Regions from separate parts of the Homo sapiens genome. Here region 1 is linked to region 2. Evidence: chromatin contacts called from ENCODE Hi-C or POLR2A ChIA-PET data. All regions are on one chromosome and are shown on one strand. Each heading gives the region's core, a stretch centred on a gene start or an enhancer-like site at or near the end of the contact. The rest is flanking DNA. Distances are from core to core; before and after follow the strand shown. Region 1 holds the start of SH2D3A (SH2 domain containing 3A). Region 2 holds the start of SAFB (scaffold attachment factor B).

What was found. A loop is a pair of places that touch in the nucleus more often than their neighbours do. ChIA-PET counts read pairs that join two places held with the same protein, here RNA polymerase II (POLR2A). Pooled maps may share reads with other maps.
Region 1: a pooled map shows a loop between it and region 2 (5-fold over the local background). The contact joins the promoter of SH2D3A here to the promoter of SAFB in region 2. A Hi-C loop is called at or near these places in 6 of 50 pooled maps. POLR2A ChIA-PET finds 5 or more read pairs at or near these places in 2 of 52 experiments (AG04449 and activated CD4-positive, alpha-beta T cell).

What each region holds. Positions count from the first base shown.
Region 1 is chr19:6,764,993-6,771,870 of GRCh38, forward strand. SH2D3A (SH2 domain containing 3A) reads right to left here and starts at 2,443. Exons shown (of 10, transcript NM_005490.3): 1 at 2,395-2,443. RefSeq lists an enhancer at 1-833 and a silencer at 2,922-2,981.
Region 2 is chr19:5,619,882-5,627,184 of GRCh38, forward strand. SAFB (scaffold attachment factor B) reads left to right here and starts at 3,202. Exons shown (of 21, transcript NM_001201338.2): 1 at 3,202-3,513; 2 at 6,524-6,608. The coding sequence starts at 3,325. It overlaps SAFB2 (scaffold attachment factor B2), which reads right to left and starts at 2,895. Exons shown (of 21, transcript NM_014649.3): 1 at 2,649-2,895; 2 at 1,428-1,515. The coding sequence starts at 2,834. RefSeq lists silencers at 1,295-1,515, 2,520-2,639, 3,610-3,659 and enhancers at 1,434-2,166, 2,640-2,979, 2,900-3,632, 3,633-4,364.

The sequences.
Region 1 (6,878 bases), core at 1,193-3,692, 1.1 Mb after region 2:
TCGGCCTCCTCAGTAGCTGGGACTACAGGTGTGTGCCACCATGCCTGGCTAATTTTTAAAATATTTTTAATAGAGATGGGGTTTCTCCATGTTGGCCAGGCTGGTCTCGAACTCCTGACCTCAGGTGATCCACCCTCCTCAGCCTCCCAAAGCACTGGGATTACCAGCATGAGCCACTGCGTCTGGCTGTGCCTGGCTAATTTTTAAATATATATGTAGAGATTGGGTCTTGCCACGTTGCCCAGGCTGGGTGAACATTTTTGATCATGTGACCAGGAAAGGTCTCATTGAGTAAAGTCTGGAAGGAATTCTGGGGAGTGTGCCAGGTGACTCTGGGTGAAAAAACATCCCAGTCAGGGGGAATTTAACTTACAAACATCCATGGCTTCTCGGCAACCTATGCGCACACTCAGAGGTTCTCAGGATAGGTGCAGATCTAACCCCTATTCTTTGCTTTAGAATGCAACGCTGGGGGCCAGGCGCGGTGGCTCACTCTTGTAATCCTAGCACTTTGGGAGGCAGAGGTGGGTGGATCATCTGAGGTCAGGAGTTTGAGACCAGCCTGGTCAACACAGTGAAACCCCGTCTCTACTAAAAATACAAAAATTAGCCAGGCATGGTGGCGTGTGCCTGTAGTCCCAGCTACTCAGGAGGCTGAGGAGAGAGAATCGCTTGAATCCAGGAGGCAGACCCTGCAGTGAACCGAGATCACACCACTGCACTCCAGCCTGGGTGACAGAGCAAGACTCCGTCTCAAAAAAAAAAAAAAAAAAAAGAATGTAACCCCAGGGTTAAGATTTTTAAAAGGTCACATTTTGTAGCAATGTCAGCAAACAGCAATGTTGCCTTTGCAGATCCTTCTATTTCGGAGCCCATACATGTGGTTATCATGATGATTGAATTTGGATCTCAGACATTTTGGTAGTTTCCCGATAATCTCACAGGCCTCAGGGCCAGTGTGTCTCAGGTGTCTGGTGGGGGAGATTTCTCTGGATGGTCCAGAAGAAGATAATCTGCTTCTTACTCTCCTGCAAGCTCTCCCTGCAGCCCTGCAAAGTCTTCTGGTGGGGTCTGCAGAGAAATTCCTGCCTCCTGAGTCAGCAGGAAGTTCCCAGACCAGCCCTAGGTGGCTTTAGGGGAGGAGCGCTGGGCAGGGAGCCAGCTGCCAGTGCCGCATACCTGAAGCCAGGTGTGTCTTTGCAATGCCTGCGCACTTCCTGTTTGTCACCTGGACCAGGGCTAGCCTCGGTCGCAGAGTTTCCCAACCCCAAGTTCCTGTCTTGTGTCTCCCTTAGTGAGAGTGAAGTTGAGTCAATGGCAAGGTTCTGGTTAGTTTGAGGACACAGGGTGGCCATAGGTCAGCCAAAGGCCAACTAAGCCATCTCCTGCCTCTGAGTCCTTTGGGATCATTTATTCGGGCACGGAAGAGAAGAAACGGGCAGAATCAGGAATCAGACCAAGCATAGAGAGAGGAGAGAGGGGATTATTCATGTTCCAGTTGGATCATAAACATGTGTCCACGTGTGGGGAGGACGTGGAGGGTGGGAACCACCAGCACAGGCAACACAAACACAGATGTAGGCAGGACTCGCTTTTGACGTTGGACGACCATTGCTGGAGCACTTGCTGTGCACCAGGCTCTGTTCTAGGACCTAGAGATACAGTGACTAAGGAGATTAAAGCTCGGCACCACCCTGCCCTCCAGAGCTTGCAGTCGGCTGCGCAAGACAGACTGCAAACGAGCACAAGATGAATGGAGAAGACAGACCATTTCTAAGAGTTATCAATGAAAGTGATAAGCCAGGGAGATGTGATAGAGGAGGCTGGACAGGACAGCCTCTCCTATAAAGTGACATTGGAACTGAGACCTCAGTACAGAAGGAGGCAGTTAGGCAAAGATTTGGAGGAGTCGCCTGGGTGAGGGGTACAGTAAGGGTAAAGGCCTGGAGCTGAGATGGACTTGCTTTTTACATTTTACATCATCAAGGCGGCTGGTGTAGCCGGAATACGATGAGGAAGGAGTAGATAGGAGGGCAATGAGGTTGGAGAGATCAGGAGGAGAGACTAGGCAAAAACTAGTGGACTTTGAATTTTAATCTCTATGACCCAAGGGTTTTAAGTGAAGGAGGGGCCCGATCTGATTCGCCGTTTAAGAGGATCACTCAGGCAAAAATGGAAACAATGGCTTTCTGTGCTGCACAGGAAATACACTTAGAGAGGCACGCCCAGGTGAGCCCGAGCACACCGACACGCGTAACGCACAGCGACCCTCTCATTCGCGAGGCGACCTCTTCTACCCCAGATCCTCCCTGCGAGCCGGTGACCCCACCTGGAAAGAGAGGACTCCCCATCCCAATAATCCTGGTTCTGGATCTGCCCTGGGGCTCCACTCACCTGGGCAGGACCCGCGGGGCTCCCACGAGGCTGGGTCCAGGCGGAAGCTGAGGCTCCGCGGCTCCGGGCTGCTGTCACCCCCGCCCTCCACCTTGCCACCGCCCCAGCCTTCCCAGACCACACCTAGTGGGAACTCAGCCCAGTTACCTGACCACACCTCCTGCAGACCCCGCCCCCTGCGGGCCCCGCCTCAAACTAACTTCCCAGGCCCTTGCTCCGCCCCCTTAAAACCATTTTTTTTGCTACTAGCCACGCCTCCTTCTGCATCGCACCGCTTTCTCCATAGACCCCGCCCACTAGGGGAGCACCACGCATCCTTTCCTGCCAGTGGCCCCTCCCCTTGTATATAGCCACGACCACCGCCGAATGACTACGCCCACCCGCAGCCACCTCCTTCTCAGCCCCGCCCCTTAGGGCAATAGAAGAAATTTCATCCCAACGTTCCCGCCCCTTAGAACCCTGCCCCTCCCTTCCACCCAGGCGGCCCCAAGCACCCATGGCCCTTTGGGACCAGGGCGGGGTGGAGTGGGGTGCCTCTCTCCCCTCCCCGCCAAGGCTCCGGGTCAGGGCAGGGCAACTCCCTCGGGCTCTTACGCCAGGCTGGGGTAGCTGCGGCAGCTGTGACGTAAGGAGGGGTACGCTTCCTCCAGACCGCCCTCCCGGATTTTCCGGAAAGAAGCCCCATTTAGGTGGCGGGTTTTGTGGAGAGACGTCCGGGAAAACGCGACAGCTTCCTTCAGTGACAGCACGCTGGAGCGGGGCGGGACTTTGGTGGAGGTGGAAGGCAAATCATTCAGGTGGTTTCCCAGGTGGGAAGAAGGGTGGGGGGGACTTCCATCGTGATGCCTGGAGACGAACAAGAGAAAAGGTGACAGGGACCTAGTGCAAGAGAGAGGACTCTTTGGCCACGTTTATTGATGAGTTCCTCATATTAACATCAGTCTTGTCTTGTAGAGACAGGGTCTTGCTATATTGCCCAGGCCGGAGTGCAGTGGTGATCATAGCTCACTGTAGCCTCAACCTCCTGGGCTTAAGCTATCCTCCCGCTTCAGCCTTCCAAGCAGCTGAGACTAAAGGTGCACACCACCACACCCAGCTGATTTTATTTTATTTTTTGTAGATGTGGCGTCTTACTATGCTGCCCAGGCTCTGGAACTCCTGGGCTCATGCGAACTTCCTGCCTTGGCCTCCCAGAGCGCTGAGATTACAAGCAAGCATGAACCACTGTGCTTGGCCCCAGTAACCACAGTCTTAAAAGCAGTAGCAGCAGCTAACATTTATTGAGCACTTACTGTACACAAGGGCTGTTCTGTCAACTTGCCTTTATTTTATTTTATTTTATTTTTTGAGATGGAGTTTCACTCTCGTTGCCCAGACTGGAGTGCAGTGGCAGCAGTCTCAGCTCACTGCAACCTCCACCTCCCCGGTTCAAGCGATTCTCCGGCTGTAGACTCCCGAGTAGCTGGGATTACAGGCTAATTTTTGTATTTTTAGTAGAGATGGGGTCTCGGCCAGACTGGTCTCAAACTCCTGACCTCATGTGATCCACCTGCCTCGGCCTCCCAAAGTGCTGGGGTTACAGGCATGAGGCCTCTATTTTAATTTTCAAACAGACCACCCTGTAAGGGTGGTAGGTAGTATTTTCATCACTTCCATTTTCCAGATGGAGAAACTGAGGCACAGGGCAACTAAACCATTTGCCCAAGTTAACCTGGCTTGTAAGTGGTAGAGGCGAAATTCAAACCCGGAGCTCTGGAGCTTTATCCTGTCTGCCTCCTTTTCAATCTTCGCATGCCCACTTTCTCCACGATGCTGCTTTGCGGTGAAAGTTACTCACCCACCATTTTACAGATGAGGAAATTGAGGCCTAGAGGGCCAACGATGCTTGGGGATGAAAAGTTTTGATGCCTGTAGGTTGCAAAGCAGGGAATTTCCAGACTGGGCTCCCCCGACTGGCCCTGGCAAATATGGAAGAGACTCCAGGCTCAAGAGGGGAAGAAAGTTTCTTCCTTATCCCTCACCGGTCTGGTATTGGTACAGTCAGAGGGTAGGGGCATGTTCAGGGAAGGGGTCTAGCGCCTCCTCGTGGTTATAATAATTTAAAAAGAGGGCCCAGCACTTTGGGAGGCCGAGGTGGGCAGATCACCTGAGGTCAGGAGTTCCAGACCAGCCTGACCAACATGGTGAAACCCTGTCTCCACTAAATACAAAATTAGCTGGGTGTGGTGGAATGCACCTGTAATCCCAGCTACTGGGGAGGCTGAGGAAGGAGAATCACTTGAACCTGGGAGGCGGAGGTTGCTGTGAGCAGATTAGCTGTGTGTGGTGGCATGCACCTGTAATCCCGGCTACTAGGGAGGCTGAGGAAGGAGAATCACTTGAACCTGGGAGGCAGAGGTTGCTGTGGGCAGAGATTGCACCATTGCACTCTAGCCTGGGCAACCAGAGTGAAACTTTCTCCTAAGAATAATAATAACGATAATTTAAAAAGAAACTCCATGATGAGGGCCACGTATTAGGTGGACGGGGGAGGGCCTGCTTACACTCTACTGGGGTGGAAGCTAGGGATGGGGGCAGAGAGACCTAATCTCATGAAGATGATTTCAGCTAATGATAAGGTAATGGCCGGGAAGCCAGTAAATGTTTGTTGAATGAGTTAATGAAAGACACTATTGGGCCTGGCACAGTGGCTCGTGCCTGTAATCCCAGCACTTTGGGAGGCTGAGGCAGGTGGATCACTTGAGGCCAGGAGTTTGAGACCAGCCTGGGCCACATGGCGAAACCCTGTCTCTACTGAAAATACAAAAATTTAGCCACGCATGGTGACACCTATAATCCCAGCTACTCGGGAGGCTGAGGCAGGAGAATCACTTGAATCTGGGAGGCAGAGGTTGCAATGAGCCGAGATTGCGCCACTACACTCCAGCCTGGTCCATAGAGCAAGACAAAAAAAAAAAAAAAAAAAGACACTATTGTAGTCTATAAGGAGAGGGATGATGGTGGCTTGGATTTGGGTGGTGACCATGGACATGGTGATAAAGGGATGGATTTGGGATAAATGTCAGGTGCAGTCAATAGAGCTTTCAATTATTTATTCATTCAACAGGTATTTAAGGGGCATGCCTATGTGTCAGGTGCTGCATAAGAGAGGGGTCAGTAGTGAACCAAAGAAACATAAATTCTTGAACAGACAATAAAGAAACAATGATGAGCGGGTGCCATGGCCCACGTCTGTAATCCCAGTACTTTGGGAAGCCGAGGTGGGAGGATTGCTTGAGGCCAGGAGTTCAAGACCAGCCTGGGCAACATAGTAAAAGCCCCTCTCTGCAAAAAAATTTAAAATTAGCCAGGCACAGTGGCACAAGCCTGTAGTTCCAGCTACTTGGGAGGCTGAGGCGGGAGGATCACTTGAGCCCAGGAGTTTGAGGCTGCAGTGAGCTATGATCATGCCACTGAACTCCAGCCTGGATGACAGAAGAAAGAGCCTGGGCACAGTGACTCAAGCCTGTAATCCCAGCACTTTGGAAGACCAAGGCGGGCAGATCACTTGAGGTCAGGAGTTTGAGACCAGCCTGGCCAACATGCTGAAACCCTGTCTCTGTGAAAATACAAAAATTACCTGGGCATGGTGGCAGGTGCCAGTAATCCCAGCTGCCTGGGAGGCTGAGGTCAGGGAAAACCTGGGAGGCAGAGCTTGCAGTGAGCTGAGATCATGCCACTGCACTCCAGCCTGGGTGACAGAATGAGACCCTGTCAAAAAAAAAAAAAAAAAAAAAAAAAAAAAGCCGGGCGCGGTGGCTCACGCCTGTAATCCCAGCACTTTGGGAGGCTGAGGCAGGTGGATCACCTGAGGTCAGGAGTTCGAGACCAGCCTGACCAACATGGAGAAACCCTGTCTCTACTAAAAATACAAAATTAGCTGGGCGTGGTGATGCATGCCCGTAATCTCAGCTACTTGGGAAGCTGAGACAGGAGAATCGCTTGAACCCAGGAGGCAGAGGTTGTGGTGAGCTGATCACACCACTGCACTCTAGCCTGGGCAACGAGAGTGAAACTCCGTCTCAAAAGAAAAAAAAAGAAGAAAGAAGCCTGGCGCGGTGGCTCACGCCTGTAATCCCAGCACTTTGGGAGGCTGAGGCGGGCGGATCATGAGATCGGGAGATCGAGACCACGATGAAACCCTGTCTCTACTAAAAATACAAAAAATTAGCCAGACGCGGTGGCGGACGCCTGTAGTCCCAGCTACTCAGGAGGCTGAGGCAGGAGAATGGCGTGAACCCGGGAAGCGGAGCTTGCAGTGAACTGAGATTGCGCCACCGCACTCCAGCCTGGGTGACAGAGTGAGACTCCGTCTCAAAAAAAAAAAAAGAAGAAAGAAACAAAGAGAGAAAGAAAGGAAAGAAAGAAAGGAAGGAAGGAAGGAAGGAAGGAAGGAAGGAAGAAAGGAAGGGAGGGAAAGAGGGAGAGAAAGGAAGGAAGGAAAA
Region 2 (7,303 bases), core at 1,952-4,451:
AAAGCCAAGGATATTTTGAGTAGTAAGTCTTGAACTTTACAGTTTTAAAATGAGCACCTACATAAAAAACTTTTAAACTTTATTGTTAAGCAGTTTTCCCAACCACTAAAAAAAGAAAATTCACATCATGCATAAGTTAACACCTAAACAGAAGAGATAAACTATATTTCCTGCGTAGACCAGTCTCTCACATTCTGAATGTGCTCAGGCTGGGCCTTCTAGGTGAAATACGGACACTCACAAGAACAGCAAAAACGCATCCATGTGTCAAAATTAAACTTTAACTTAAAGCTCTTATGCAACCTAACTAAAAGATTTAATCTTTCAAACTACATGCACATGTTTTAAACAGTTAATGTGTTATGAAACACATTAAGAAGAAAAAGCTATTAAAAAAATGAAATTGTTAAAAATGCTACAATTTCTTTCTACTTTCTAAGCACTGATCCTCCACTGCCTGAATTTAGCACTTTTCCAAGAAAACAGGCCCCCTGCACAGGAAACCTAAATTATATTATCCTTATCACCATAAAACCTAACAATACCAACTGGGATAGTCAAAGCTTCAAAGTTTTATGGAATTCAATGCTTTCAAAAATAACTGGTATCAGCCATAAACAGGAATGAAGTATCAATACATGTTACAACACAGATGAACTTTAAGCATTATGCTACGTGAAAGCTGATGCAAATGGCCATATGTTGTACAATTCCATCTACATGAAATGTCCACAATAGGCAAATCTATGCGGACAGAACATGGATTAGTAGTTGCCAGGGGCTGGAGGGAGAAAAGTAAGGCGACTAACTTCTAATGAGGACCGGGTTTCCTTTTTGGGTGATGAAAATCCAGAAGGAGACGGTGGTGGTGGTGGCAGAGCCTTGTGTATACACTAGGAAGCACTGAATTGTACACCTTAACCTGATGAATTTAACGGTCTGTGAATTAAACCTTCACATTCAAAAACCGTAATAGTAAAAAATAGGCTGAGTGCAAATACCCCAACAATCTACTTTGGACCCTAGCAAAGCTGAGTTCTATTCGGTCTCAGGTTGGTGTCCTTTTCTTTGGGTTAAGACCTATTTTTTGAACCAGGAAGGAAGCCAAGTAGGTACATTTGGTTCCTCAGACCCGTAGAAGTAGCTTTAAGAGCTTGTCTTTCTCTAGTTGACTTTTAATCCCAATGGCAGAAGCTGAAACGTTTTTCGTATATTTTAATTGCACTTGGCACCTGTACATCTCTTTCCTCCTCCCTGTGCCCTTGACAGAGCTACCTGTTAGGTGGTGACGAGCAAAGCTAACTCTTAGTGGAGGGACACCGAGTACCAGAGAAATTCTCCCAGCCTAGAAGGCGGGAAGAGCACACTACACACCATTTCTCTAAATTCTCTGAACACTCAAGCCCCAAGCAGCATATGTACAATACCTTTAACACATCTCTTGGCTGACTTCTTGCTGGTGGCTTCTAACTCGATGCCAATTTCATCAGGATCTTGCCCCTCTTCTTTAACCGCCTATTAGGGAGAGATGAGTTTTACAACATCATTAAGAGCTGCAGGGCACACACTGTTCCTTACAAGTAACAACCTCCCATGAAACAAAGGCAAACCCGTCCTTGCAAAGAGCAACTCCGGGTCAGCTATCTGGGCCGCAAGCCCAAAAGGCGGAGGAGGAACCCCGCACAACTTGGGTCTCTCTGGGTCCAAATGACAAAGGAGAGGGAGGCTGTGAGCAGGAGCTCCAGAATTGGGGTCAAGGACCAGTTCCAAAATGGCAACTCAACTCGACAATGCCAAACCTTCGACTTTAAAGTTATATGATGGGACAAATTAGAACAGAGAGGCTGCACTTGGCCCGGCCTCGGTGAAGGGCTGGCCACCGCTGGTGAGGAGGAACAGCAGCCAGCCTGGGGAGATTCAACAGGTCCCTCAGTGCCTGCCACCTGCCGGGTCCAGGACTGGGTACCCACAAGCTCCCTCCCTATGCTCAAGTTGTTTGTTCCAGTTGCGGAAACAGACAATTCCCAACCCCTTAATATTTTGCATTTAGCCCCTGCTTTCAGCGAGGTGCGACACAAACGCAGGATGAGCTGGCAAGGAGGTGGGGCAGCGCATTAGGAAGGGCGCTCAGGAAGGTGATGTCTCAGGCAGACCCAAAATGACAACAAGGGGCCGGCCACGAGAAGATCTGGGGGACCCGGGTGGACAGCTTCGTAAAGGCCAAAGCCCTGGGGCAAGAACAAGCACCGCCCCCTTTCCTGTAAATGCTCTGGAGTCCGCCAGACACCCATTCTCCGGAGGAGGAAACTGAGGCACAGAGAGAAAGGCACCTGCCCAAGGTCACAGAGCCAAGGCTCGATCGGGAGCCCCAGGAGGGGTCCCGGGGCCACCCTGGTAGCGGAGAAGACCGCACGCTGAGCGCGCTTGAGGAGAAAAGGTGGAAAGAGGATAGGAAGGGAGGCACAGAGAGGAGCGGTGACGGGCCAAGGTCACACAGCCGGCCCCCTGGGTGCCCGACACCTCGAACCGGGGTCGGCCAAGACGCGGGGCGAACCCAGGGCGCCCCGGGTCCGGGAGCCGCGGTGACAGGTGCAGGCGGGGGCGTGCCCGGGCCTCCTGCGCCACCCCCGAGCCCCGCGCCGCCTCACCTTCTTGAGCCGCTCCATCAGGACGCTCTTGTTGCCGCCCGTGTCCAGGTTCCGCTTCTTCAGCTCCGCCCGCAGATCGATCACCCGCAGCTCGCTGAGCCGCCTCGTCCCAGTCTCCGCAACGCCCGGGCCGAGAGAAGCCGTGCCAGGGCCCGAGTCGCCCGACCCGGGCAGAGTCTCCGCCATCGTCGCGTTCCCGTCTTCGCCACCGACTCAGTCGCACACCGCCGGCAGCTATAGCGGCTCTGAACACAAAATGGCGCCGCCTAAGAGGAAAACGCACTCGTTTCCTCCCGCCCCGCTTTGCGGCCGCGCACGCGCACGCGCACCGCCCCCACTAGCGTACTTAGCAGCAAGGACGCTCGCGCGTCCACCAACCGCGGGTTCCCCGGCACAACGCGCAAGCGCTGAATCTGCAGCTCGCATGCGTCCCGGCAGTTCCCGGCGGGAGGCTGACGAGACGCAACGCGTCTGCGCACATCCCCGCGTTGTTCTCACTGCGCATGTGCAGTTGCAACCGGGATACTAGAACCTACGCTTGGTGCGCCTGCGCAGAAGCGAGGCGCGCTGGGGCGACTGGAGCGGTTCCCTCGCAGGCGGCGCCATTTTGTGCTAGGAGCCTGATAAAACCGGCCCGGTTCTGTGGAAAGTGGGCGGCGGAGCCAGGGTCCCTGGAATGGCGGAGACTCTGTCAGGCCTAGGTGATTCTGGAGCGGCGGGCGCGGCGGCTCTGAGCTCCGCCTCGTCAGAGACCGGGACGCGGCGCCTCAGCGACCTGCGAGTGATCGATCTGCGGGCGGAGCTGAGGAAACGGAATGTGGACTCGAGCGGCAACAAGAGCGTTTTGATGGAGCGGCTGAAGAAGGTGGATTTGGGGCCCCGAGGGCGGGCACAGGGTGGGTCTGGGGTCCTCTTGGCCGCGACGGTGGCTCGCGGGCCCTGGCGTCCGCCCCCGGCCGCGTTCGCGGCCTCGCCGGACCTGGCGCTCTCGCGTCCCCCGGCTCCTCCGAGGCCCCGGAGAGAGTTCCTTGGCCGGCTGGGCCTGGGTTCAAATCCTAACGCCGCAATGGGGCCAGGAGAACCACAAAAACGGCACGCGTGCAGGAGAAACGGTGACGGGTGACATCGTCCACTGAGAGGAGGGTTCTCCCCTCGTCTCGTCCCCTCCTCCGTACCTGGAGGGGAGACCCTGAAACCCTCACTTCCCAGGCGAGGGGAAGGGACTCGGCCAAGGTCACACGGCCGAGGACGGGCAGCGTCGGGATTTGAACCCAGGCCCTGGGATTCCTGATTCGGCTGCTTGGTTTCCCCAGGGAAGATGCTTTGTGACCCACAGGGGACCGACCAGCCTGAATCGGGGCTGATTTACAAAGGAAACACCCGTAGGACATACTCAAAGGGAAAAATAGAAAAAAACCCACCACAATCCAGTTTTCACGGTTTGCCGGTACTCGCTCGGTGAAGTAACGTGGCAGGAAGGAAAAGTGGTGTTGACGGTAGTGATCAGAAATGTGAAATGAGGGGAGACCCCGGGTGGACTTTAAAACCAGCCTCAGAACTGCCCGGGAGGCGGGCAGAGCCTGGGCTCCCCCAGCTCCGTCAGTCTCTCTGGACTTGGGGACCCTGCCAGCTCTCGGTGGCCTGATCTTGGGCATAGGAGACCTTGAACCCCTTCTGAGTCCTCTTTTCTATTCTTTTTTTTTTTTTTTCTCCTGTAAGAAGCAAAAAAGCAATAGGACTTTGATTTGGGGATTAAATAAGTTTGCGTGGAGCAGGCTTGGCGTGCTGCCTGGCGCATGTAAACACTCGGTGTGTGGTTGCCATCACGATTCGCTTTTCCTCTCTGTGCCACCACGAGTCCTCATTTGCAGATCGGGGGCTCTAACGCCTCCCTTGGGGGATTCAAAGGGATCCCTAGGAAAAGCAGAGAGGCAAGTAAAGGTTAGCCACCTGCGGTTTCCTTATTCCTGTAGCTTTTTTTCTCTGCCTTTTTTCCACCTGGCTACTCTGGGACCTCTCCCCTGTAGTTGCTCCGCCTGGCCGCCCACCCCCCAGCCCCTGCAGGCAGTGGGGCTGTTGACACATCCCACCATCCTGACTCCGGAACTACGGAGATCACAGGGCTTTATTATTAATTGGTGATGAGAAGAAGTAGGGATTTTTTTTTTTTTTTTTTTCCTGATGAGAAACCCTGGGCTCAAGGGTGGATAGTTGTCTCGGCCAGAGTCACATGGGCCTTTTAAAAGCTCAAGCTTGTGTTTCTTTTCACTATGGATTCTCTTTACTCAGATAAGGCAGGAAGCCCACTGATCTACATATTTACCCAGAGAAAATGCAGAGAGTGGAGATTGGCGGCTGGTCAGGTGTGGTGCCCCGCCACCAGGGCCTCCCATCAGCTAAGCCAAATTAAGAGGCTTTATCCTTTTTTTCTCCCTGGACGGTCCATAGGCCTGAAAAGCTGCTGTGATCTTCCTGTCAAGCTGGTGACTGAGACTTCCCATCACTCGCTGTCATCTCTGAGAGCACAGATTTGTTCCTTCTTCCTTCTCCTTTTCATTTTCTTCAAGATGTGGTCCCAAAACACGAATACCGCCAGCCCATATCCCTGTCTGCCACTCACCCAAGCCAGTCTGGAGTTCCTGATCTCATTCTCTTCCCGTTTCTGTCATCCTGTTGGTGTCCCTTTCTTGGTTTATTTTTCCAGGAAGGGCAAAAGAACAAAAAGGGGAAACAGGACACCTGCCTAGGGCATTGCTTCTCTTCTCCTGGTGGTGTTTCAGAATTGCCTGTCCCCGGGAAAAGGGTGAGGGACTTGGTGATTGTACTTTTCCTTGATCCCAGGAAAGAACTTCAGTCCCTTTTCTGGCTTCTGAGAGGAGAGATTTTTGTTGCTGCTGGTAAAGATGAGATGTGGAACCCCCAGGCCCTATCTCAATTCAGACTTACCCACCTGGGAAACTTGGAGGCTTCCAAACCTCTGCAGATAAAACATAGTACATGAAATGATGTAAACAAAACTTGTGCTCATGGGACTGGAGAGTAAAGACTGGAAAAGTTATCAGTAAAACTTGACCTGAAGCTAAGTTTCTAGGGACGTCATCGTGATTGACGTGTTCGGTACTGATGGCTTAGTTGATGCCAGGCACTGTGCTGAGGATGGGCATAGTTGAAGTGAGTGACAGAGTCCTGGGGTGGGAGGCTGGGCGTGCCAAGAAATTCTTATAATTCAATATCCGATGAGGCACAATCACCTAGTGGTTGAGAATGAGGTACTGGAGTCGGTTGTGAATGTACATGATGGGGATCGGATGAGGTCATGCATGTCGTGACGGGTCTCGTGCGTAACACATAGTAGGATCCCAGTCAGCGAGCATTAGTATTCTGTCCACACAGTACTGAGTACAGGCACGGCGTGGAGGGAGTCCCTGGAGGGTTAAAGAGTATTTTGTGAGTAAAGTCAGGGGAAATGGAGAGTGTGCCTTTCCCTTTTTGAGTTCTTCTGGGCTTAGGAAGGAGATGAACCAGATAAGCCTACTGTTTGTTGAGTGCTTCCTTTTCATGGCTAGTAGAGTCCTCACAACAGCCTTCCAGGGTAAGTACTGTATTATTATTAGCCGCATGTTCCAGAGGAAGAAGCAAAAACTGAGCACCTAAGTAAACCTGCCTGGGACCACCCAGCTAAGAACTGGTGGCGTCAGTCGGTCTCCAGTGTAGAGCGAGATAACAGATGAGTGGATGGGCCACAGGTCCTGGGTGGTGAGGGCGGCAGCAGCTTTTTGATCTTAAAAATACAGTTTCCTTGTCACCTGAGAGCTCTCTGAAAGCAGTGTGTGAGCTGACTTTTTGGATCAACTTTACTTTTCCCTTCTTTTTAGGCAATTGAAGATGAAGGTGGTAATCCTGACGAAATTGAAATTACCTCCGAGGGAAACAAGAAAACATCAAAGAGGTCTAGCAAAGGTATGGAGGATTTCATAAGCAAGTTTCATGTTAAGTGCTTTCTTCAAAACGAATACATTGCTAATGTGCCTCGTTTACTTGTCTGTGTGTTGGACTTGTGAACCACTCTGAACTGGGAGCCTTCAGCGAAGCTTTGCATTTTCTTTCAAGATCTCTCTACTGTGTTTTGTTTTCTTGGTATCTGGGAATTCCAATGGAGGATGGAAGGAGTATTTGTCCTTTATTCATTTTCCTCTGTAGATTGTCAGCGGTCCTTAAATAAGGAGTCTTTTGGGAGTCAGTCACAGTGGCGTGTGCCTGTAATTCCAGGCGACTCGGGGCTGTGGTAGGAGGATCACATGAGCCTGGGAGTTCAAGACCAGCCTGGGCAACATAGCAAAACCCAGCTCTACAAAAAAACTTTTAAAGGCCCGGTGTGGTGGCATGCATCTGTGGTCCCAGCTGCTTGGGAGGCTGAACCGGAAGGATTACTTGACCCCAGGAGGTTGAGATCAGCTTGGGCAACATAGGGAGACCCCCATCCCCACCAAAAAGAAATTAGCCAGGCATGATGGCATGCACCTGTGATCCCAGCTACTTGGGAGTTTTAGGAGGGGGATCACTTGAGCCCAGGAGCTCAAGCCTGCAATGACCTAATGATTGCACCACTGCACTCCAGCCTGGGTGACAGAGCAAGACCCAGTCTCTCTTAAAAA